Regions from separate parts of the Homo sapiens genome. Here region 2 is linked to region 1. The links are chromatin contacts, found by Hi-C or POLR2A ChIA-PET in ENCODE. All regions are on one chromosome and are shown on one strand. The core of a region is the stretch at or near the end of the contact, and the rest is flanking DNA. Distances in the headings are between cores, read along the strand shown.

Region 1 (4,888 bases), core at 722-3,221:
TGACAGAGCAAGACTGTCTCTAAGTAAATAAATATAAACAGTACATACATAGAAAATAGAAACGCAAGAAAGTGGTCATAATTGCTATCTCTAGAGAATGAATGGGGGGGAGACTTTTTTTTTGAGACGGAGTCTCACTCATTGCCCAGGCTGGAGTGCAGTGGCGCAATCTTGGCTCACTGCTAGCTCCGCCTCCTGGGTTCACACCGTTCTCCTGCCTCAGCCTCCCGAGTAGCTGGGACTACAGGCACCCGCCACCACGCCGGCTAATTTTTTTTTTGTATTTTTAGTAGAGACGGGGTTTCACCATGTTAGCTAGGATGGTCTCGATCTCCTAACCTCGTGATCCTCCCGCCTCGGCCTCCCAAAGTGCTAGGATTACAGGCGTGAGCCACCACACCCGGCCAAGACTTTTCTCTTTATACTGTTGGGTATTGTTTGATTTTTCTTTTTTTTTCTATGAGTAAGTATTAGTTTTCTTCTTCTTCTTTTTAATTGAGACGGGGTCTCACTCTGTCACGCAGGCTGGAGTGCAGTGGCGCGATCTCCACTCATTGCAGCCTCTGCTTCCCGAGCTCAAGCTATCCTCCCACCTTAACCTTAACCTCCTGAGTAGGTGGGACTACAGGGACACTCCACCACGACAGGCTAATTTTTGCTTTTTTTCGGAGATGGAGTTTCGCCATGTTACCCAGGCTGGTCTCGAACTCCTAGGCTTAAGCGATCCTCCCGTCTCGGCCTCTCAAAGTACTGGGATTATAGGCATGAGCACTGCACCTAGCCGGAATTAAAAATTCAGGTTCTCAGTTGCATTAGTCATATTTCAATGGCCACTTATAGTTAGTAGCTGCCATATTGAACACAGCAGACATAGGACCTTTCCATCATTGCACACAGTTCTATTGAACAGCCCAAGTCTAGATCATTGTGTCCCCACATAAGGTGGTGCCCATTGGGATACCCTGCAACCCTGAGTGTGAATTAATTAATGGGAATTAACAACACATACTTATCAATTGATCCTTGTAGTCCTTGGTTAACCACGGGGGCGGGGCGAGTTAGGCATTACTGAAACAATGAAGGTTAGTTACTGATAGGCCTCCTATGGAATATACAGTCTGATCTAGAGGCCTACAATATATCCATGGCAATGATGACACCTGTTGAATCTCTCAGTAAATCATAGGAACAATAGTGATGTTTGGACTGCTAGGTTTTCTGGTTACCATGGAAATGAGGGTGCTGGTTACAATTCTGTGTAATCACGCAGAGCCTAAGGTATGATGCACCCCCTCCTCCCCCACCCCGTCTGTAACCATGACCAAAGAGTTGACTATTTCAGTTGCGTTTCCCGAGTAGCCCCAGCAACAGGAGAAGCATCTAGAAATATGATTAAGTATGGGGTGTCAGGATGCAAGCCCTAACAAGGAAGTGTGAAAAAAGAAACATGGCGGGGCATTTTTTTCAGTAGGAAAAGGCCAAATCTATTCCATTGAATACAATGACATTGTTACTCTTGCTTCTTGCACAGGCGCAGTGCAGGACTGCTCCGAGCACGCCTACGCGCGCATTTTCTCCCCTTCCTCTCCCTCTTTCCACTTTCCTCTCCCTTTTTCTCCTCTCCTTTCCCCCTCCCACCACTTGGTCTTTCAGTCTTTCAGTCAGTTCGTTTAGGTCTCTCCTTCCGACCCCCACCCCCAGCTCCTCTCCCTTTCCTTTTCCCCCTCCCCCTTTCCTTTCCCGTCTCACGCGCCAGGCCGCTTGCACATGCGCATTAGGTACAAAGCCTCGCTCTTTGTCCCCATCTGTCGTTCACACGAACTCAAGCCTTTGGCATTCGGCAGCCAATAGAATCTAAGAAATGGCGGAAAAATGATTCCGCCTCGGGAGCTAAACCTTGATTGGCAGTTTAGCTAACCAATCGAGAACGCCATTTTGTACCCCTTGGCAGGCACCGAGCTCCGTCGTCTCGTTTCCGGCGGTCGCGCGCTCTTTTCTCGGGACGGGAGAGGCCGTGTAGCGTCGCCGTTACTCCGAGGAGATACCAGTCGGTAGAGGGTGAGTTTTGGGACGTCTTGGTTCTTGTTTGGGAGGGTAGTGGGATTTCTTGGAACAATCAGCGAAGGAAGAGGCTAGGGCGAAGCTAGGTTTGGAGGGTGGATGGCGCTTCCGAGGCCCCTTGAGGCCTTGTCTCTGCCGCCACACTGCCTTCTCAGCCCACCCGCGGGGGGCCACCTTTCTCAACTCGCTTCGCTTCGGGCTTTCCCCATTTTCGTTCCTGCCCTGTTTCTTTGTGCAACTCATCTCCGAATCTTACCCGTGTCAGTAAGTTGCCGGCCTCTGAGCCGCCCTGGGCCCGACGGTGTGGGGTCTATTATGAGAGATCGCTGAAGTCGTGGTTGGTTAGAGGAGGAGGCGCTTTGTCGGGCGCTCCTCCTCTCGGCCCCGCGAGGCCATTAATTCAGAATGGGCAAGTGGGGCCCCTCAAGCGATATTTCTTTGTCAAAACTCTTAGCTGGAAAGTTCCTCTGCATATCCAGAGCCCGCCGCTTTCGTAGTCAGATTTCTGTATGCCCTTTTTCTAAAGTCCTAACCGCCTAGCTCCTTGACGCATTTATATAGCATCACTTTTTAAAATGAAACTTAAATTTATGGATTTCGCATCGAGTATTTTATTTTCCAGTTTGAGAAACTCTTACCATAACCTGACACGTTTCTTTGTGTTTTTAACAGAGAAGTCGAGGTTAGAGGGAACTGGGAGGCACTTTGCTGTCTGCAATCGAAGTTGAGGTAGGTGTAAGGAAGGGATAGGGTTGCCAGACAAAACACCGGGCACCCAGTTGAATTAGAATTTCACCTACACAACCAATTATTTTTAAGTATATGTTGCATAGTTTTCAATTAAATTTCAAATTTAATTGTGGGTTGTGTATTTTATTTGCTAAATCTGGCAACTCTAGTGGGGGGGCCCTGGTTATATTTATACTGTGTCCTTGTCCACCTTCCTTGTTATTAAATGAAAAGTCCTAAGAAACTCTTAGAGAAGGACCTTAGTTCATTTTACAGCTTTCAGGCTGGCCATCCAGGCAGCCATCTCAGTCTTGTAAATTTATACCAGATTTAGATTTCAGATATGTGTGATGTAGTGTTTGGTCCTCTACCTAAACATTTGTTTAACTGTAGCATGCCCAGTGGTTAGAGTCTTTCTCAACCAGCAATACGTGTTTTCTCTCAAAATTCTTCATCAGGATTATTAGTCTCAGGGACACAAGTAGACAGTAATCTTTGCTGCTGATCTTCGTGCTGTGTTCTCTTTTCAGAGGCCCAGTATTTAGGCGACAGTGAATTTATTACTCTGAAGAGGGTTCTGCACATATTTCCAAATTATATTGGTGGTCATCAGAAGTAGGTGATAGGAAGAAATACTTCTCAAGGTACTTGCTACTTGGTGGGCACTGTTATAGGTGCTTTATTATGATAGTCTTCACTAGTGCATTCCATCCTGGGCCTCTCCGGGGCCAGGGGAAGAGAGATGTTTAACACCTGGAACCCAAGTAGGAAAAGATTTGATTCTGATGCCCACCTTGCCCCATCCCCAACTATTTCCAGGGTGGACTTTAGATTTTGTATGTTTTAACTTCCTGCTTTTATATCTTATTTTTTAAAACACTATTTTCTTTTTTTGTTGTTTTTTTTTAAAGGTATCTCATTTGCCATGAAACTGCTACACCTGCTCATGGCGTTTAAAATCCTTACAACTTTTTGAGAAAACGACGTTGCACTATGTGGCAAGAGTCACAGGATAGATTCTATTTTTAAGAATTTATCCTATGGAAATAATTAAATGGAAATAAAGCTGAAAGCCAGAAGACATTTACTGCAGCGTTATAATAGGAAAAGCCAAAAACAACCACCTAAATGTCTTATAGTAGGGAGTAGTTTAGTAAAGTAGTACATCCTGGTGAACTTTATATAGTCATTAAAAATTACAATTATGTTGACATTAGCAGAAATGAGGAAACTCTGAATATACAAGGGTGCATTATCAGTTACTGAAATGATAATGTATGTCTAAATAAGCAAGAATGGAAAATTGTGGGAGGAATATTTAATCATGGATATGTCCAAAGATTTAGCTATGAGCATTGATTATAATGGTGAAAAATTAGAAACGACCCAGGTGTCCAACACAATAGGGACTTGGTTGACAACTGAATGCTGTGTCCGTTAACGTAAAAGATTTAATGACATGAAAGCTGTTTATGATACATCATAAAGTGGAAAAAACAGGTTACAAAATAGTATTTATCATATCTCATTTCAAATACATAAATTAATGACTAGAAGGATATACCAACATGTTAACAGTGACTATTTTTAGTGGCAGGTCTATGGATTTTTATATTTGTATTTTTATTTATTTTGGTTTTTCTAAATTTTCTATAATACATTTTGTAATAAGTATCTGATTGTAATTTCTGTTTAAAAATTTTTAAATAAAATTTTAAGTTGTAATTTCTGATACCTTATAACATTAATGAGAAACAAAATTGATTAAATGATATAAATGTGAAAATTTAAATCTTGGCTGAAATGTCAGATGTTGTGAGGTTTACCATCTGCCTCCTTCTCCCTATCCACTTTGCCTTCCTCCCCCATTTTTATTTATTTTCCCATAGCACTTACCTCTTAAGTACTATATAATTTACTTATATATATTGTCTCTCACTAGAAGCAAGTTCTGTAGGCAAGAATCTGCTTTGTTCACTAATCCACTGTAACCATCTAGAATAGTGCCTAGCAAATGGTAGGCATTCACTGAATATTTTTTGAATGAAATCGTGAATTGAAAAATTATCAGTAACCTAAAAGCAATGCAGTTGTTTTC
Region 2 (4,262 bases), core at 753-3,252, 350 kb after region 1:
GTAAAGACCCTTTTCCCTAAATAAAGCAGCATTCACAGGTTTCAGGGGTTAGGACCAGACTTATCTTTGGGAGCCATTATCAGCCAACCACAGTCACTAACTACTGTGTTTTTCCCAGCTCCCCTGGTCTCTCTACAGAATATATTCTGAGGAATGTTGATTTGAGGAAAACAGGCTTTTAGAAAGAATGGGGTGGAGATGGGAAGGGAGTACAGGAAGAAACAATTTCTCGGAAATTTCAAAGAATGCTACACTTGTCAGACCCTCCTCAAGATGGGAGAGATGAGGCTGGATATTGACCAAGTGCTGCTGCTGATTCTTTTTGTGTGTCAGGGACTAGGACCCACAGCGCACAAAGACATGGAGAGGTAATTATGCCTGATAGAGAGCAATGAGGACCCCGTGCTTCTCGTTTAATTAGGCCAGGGAGAGTGTCTGGCTCTGGGTGGTTTTCAAGAGCTCTCCAGGTAATTGTAATGCACATCAAGAGTGGAAAGCCACTAGACCATAGTGCTGAGGCAATGAGAATTTCAAAACAGCTGTTTAATATCATCTTTAAGAGTAGTAACAAGTTTCATAACGTTGACATCAATGATTAACCCTCTTGACCTTCTCGGTGAGATAATAATGAATGTGAAAGGTCCAGGAGCACTGGCTGTGCTGGGGAGAAAGTCTCAGCAAGCATGAGGGGCAGTGAAAAGCACAAGAGAAAAAGGGTCCCTGGAGCCGCTGATGTTCCACAGCCTTGGCCCCTACATGGAGACTACAGGACCAGGGGCGGCGGAGACGTAGAGGACTAGCAAGAGCTGCCAGGAGTTGCCTGGAGGAAAGAGATGTTTTTCATTGTTGTTGTTTGTTAGTTTCTGTTTTTGTTTTTTTAAAAGGGAAGCCCCTGGTTTAGGCCCAGTGGTCAGTGTCTACTCCCTTCTGCCCCAGGGGGATTGGGATAACCCTGTCATGACTGCTGAGGCTGGAGGCGAGGGACTGCAGTATCTCTCCTCTGGCTCTCTGCAAGAGAAGTTGACCTTTAGGATGGGCCAGTGCTTTTGGTGCCAAAGTATTAAATGTACATGTGAGGTTCAAGCTAACTGGTATGAGGCCTCATGAAGGATTTACTTCCACCCTTTTGAGGTTGGCACTTCCATAAAGGAATGCTCCTTTCTTTCTCTAGTGGGTCCTGTGCAGGGCCTAGCTCCCTCAGCCTCCCAGCTCCCTGGGGAGAGAAACAAGGCAGATTTTTTTTTCTCACTTTTTATTGTGAGGCTGGGGCCAGAGTCTGCGTTGCACATGTTTGTGTCTGAAATGAGGAAAGCTCAGGCCCTGCCTCTCGTGGCCACATGAGTGAAGAGGCTGACTAGGAGACAGAGAATCTGGTAAGACCCAGAGCCCGGTGTGGTGGCACACGCCTGTAGTCCCAGGTACTCGGGAGGCTGAGACGGGAGGATCACTTGAGCCCAGGAATTTGAGACCAGCCAGGGCAACACAGTGGGAGCCCATCTTTATAAGAAAAAAAAATTTAAATTAGCCAGGTGTGGTGGTGTGTGCTTGTAGTCTCAGCTACTTGGGAGGCTGAGGCAGGAGAATCACTTGAGCCCAGGAGTTCGAAACTATAGCGAGCCATGATTGTGCCGCTGTACTCTAGCCTGGGTGACAGACTGAGACCCTGGTTCTTAAAAAAAAAAAGACCCAGATTTGTCAGGCCAAGCCAGACTAGGCTATGCTGTGAAACAAAAAGTACCAAACCTCAGAGCGTTAATCAAACAGAACTTTATTTTTTATTCACATTAAATGTACAACACAGGTTAGCGAAGGCTTGGCTTACTGTAGTCATCCAGGGACCCAGGCGCTGACAGTGGCCCCATCTTGGCACATTCTTTCATGCTCACTGCAGCAGTGGGATGAGAACGAGATGAATTGTACACTGTGTCTTAAAGCTTCATTGGCAAAGGCAAGCCACATGTCCACACCTAACTCTAAAGAGATTCCCTGGGACGTGCAATCCCGCCACAGGCCTGGAAGGAGGACCTATTTGTAGATCCAGCAGCTGTCAACACTCATCTCTAGTCAAGACTTGGCTTTTACATGGCTTAGAGGGAAAGGGGAGACATGGATTTCTACAAGCCCACGAGGCCAGGGCCAGAGGCAGACCATGTGTCCTAACCCCATCCTCCACCACCCTAAGGTGTGGGAGAAAACAGGATACCAGCCATGCTCAGGGCTACCTTCAAGCCCCAGAATGGAAACAGTTACACTGAAAATCATAAGAAGAAATTAAAAACCATGATTTCCTTTTGTAGCTTGTATTTATTTCCTACTGCTGCTATAAAAAATTATGACAAATTTAGTGGCTTCAAACAATACAAATTTATTACCTTATAGTTCTAGAAGTCAGAAGTCTGAGATGCGGGCTGGGTGCAGTGGCTCAAGCCTGTAATCCCAGCACTTTGGGAGGCTGAGGCGGGCGGATCACCTGAGGTCAGAAGTTCGAGACCAGCCTGGCCAACATGGTGAAACAAATAATATTTTTAGTCTCTACTAAAAATAAAAATAAAAAATTAGCCAGGCGTGGTGGCATGCACCTGTAGTCCCAGTTACTGGGGAGGCTGAGGCAGGAGAATTGCTTGAACCCAGGACGCGGAGGTTGCAGTGAGCCAAGATCCTGCCATTGCACTCTAGCCTGGGTGACAAGAGTGAAAATCTGACTCAAAAAAAAAAAAAAAAAAAGCCTGAGATGCGTCTCACTGGACTAAAATCAAAGTGTTGGCAGGCTTGGTGTTTCTTCTAGAGGCTCTAGGGAAGAGTCTATTTCCTTGCGTTTTCCAACTTCTGGATGCCTTGGCCCATGGCCCCTTCCCCCATCTTAAAACCTGGTAACGTCAGGCCAAGTCCTTCTCACACTGCCATCTGTCTGGTTCGTTCATTCTGCCTCCCTCTTCTACTTATAGGGATGCTGAGATTACACTGGGCCTACCTGGATAATCCAAGAGAATATCCCTGTCACAAGTGTGCTGATTGGCAACCTTAATTTTATCTGCAATCTTCATTCCCCTTCGACATGTAATCTCACACACACACAGGTTCTGGGTTAGGATGTGGATGTAGATATCTTTGGTAGTTGGGGAATTATTCTGCCTACCACAGAGGCCTAGGAAGAAAAGGGTCGTTATCCTAGGAGGAAAAGTGGCAATGTCCCCTGGGAGATTTCCTGTGAAAACATGATGTTGGGCTACACCCCCCACTTAAGTATTTTAAGCTTGGTTTTTTCTTTTTGTGGAGACCGGGTTTCACTATGTTGCCCAGGCTGGTCTCGATCCTCCCACCTTGGCCTCCCAAAGTGCTGGGACTACATGCATGAGCCTCTGTGCCCGGCCTAAGTATTTTAACATTAGATTGGATGTTGGCTTTTTATTTTATTTTATTATTATTATTTTTTCCAAGACAGAGTCTCGCTCTGTCACCCAAGCTGGAGTGCAGTGGTGCAATTTGGGCTCACTGCAACCTCTGCCTCCCTGGCTTCAAGCGATTCTCCTGCCTCAGCCTCCCAAGTAACTGGGACTACAGGCACGTGCCACCACATCCGGCTAATTTTTTTGTATTTTTAGTAGACAATCAGTTTATCCCTTTAGGTGCCATAGGCTGAAGCCTGTATCTTCCCTCCTTGTGTTTCCCTCTTTCTCCCCACACCTTATCAAAATGAAGCCAGCTATGTGCTTTATTGCCTCAGGAGAGGTATACAGCCTGGGTAGAAGGAGAAGAGGGAGGAGAGAGAGAGCTGTGGGTCCCCGGGCCCTGCTTCCTAGTAACACTCTGAGGAGCTGGTAATTCCCCAAAGAGGAGTGGTCCCTTGGTGTGTGCAGGGAGATGCACCGGAAACTGCAGGCCTTCCAGCTGCCTGGCAGATTTCCTCAGCCACAGAAGCAGCAATGAACAGGGTAGAATGAATGGCTTAGCAGAAACTTACAGACAACAAGACCCTCTACCCCTCTGCCCCTAGATGTCTGATACCGTGAAAGGTCCCAAGACCTCTTCTTGACATCAGGGAAGCAGGAAATGTGAGGATGACTCAGGGTGAATTTCCCAGACTCTGCCAAGACGGAGTGCAGAATTGAAATTAGATTGATATAGAAAAACAATAAAGAGAGGCAATGTTTCTTGTATACCTAGATTTATAGTCTGGGATGACTAACAATAAAGAAAGATACACCTTTCAATGTACTGAGGAGCCTGGGCATAGTAGAAGAGAAAGCAGGGGGGAGCCATGC

Evidence for each region. Hi-C counts contacts between places; a loop is a spot of excess contacts on that map. ChIA-PET counts read pairs that join two places held with the same protein, here RNA polymerase II (POLR2A). Pooled maps may share reads with other maps.
Region 2: a pooled map shows a loop between it and region 1 (4-fold over the local background). The contact joins the enhancer-like site here to the promoter of NONO in region 1. A Hi-C loop is called at or near these places in 2 of 37 single-sample maps with no recorded cell type and 11 of 50 pooled maps. POLR2A ChIA-PET finds 5 or more read pairs at or near these places in 2 of 52 experiments (OCI-LY7 and activated naive CD8-positive, alpha-beta T cell).

What each region holds. Positions count from the first base shown.
Region 1 is chrX:71,281,664-71,286,551 of GRCh38, forward strand. It overlaps NONO (non-POU domain containing octamer binding), which reads left to right and starts at 1,972. Exons shown (of 12, transcript NM_007363.5): 1 at 1,972-2,058; 2 at 2,734-2,790.
Region 2 is chrX:71,632,594-71,636,855 of GRCh38, forward strand. No RefSeq gene overlaps it. Among named protein-coding and RNA genes, the nearest start is that of CXCR3, 16 kb to the left of the region's middle. Within about 2 kb of position 2,003, at least 3 of the 41 ENCODE cell types and tissues checked have a DNase peak (open chromatin) inside an H3K27ac peak, as active enhancers do.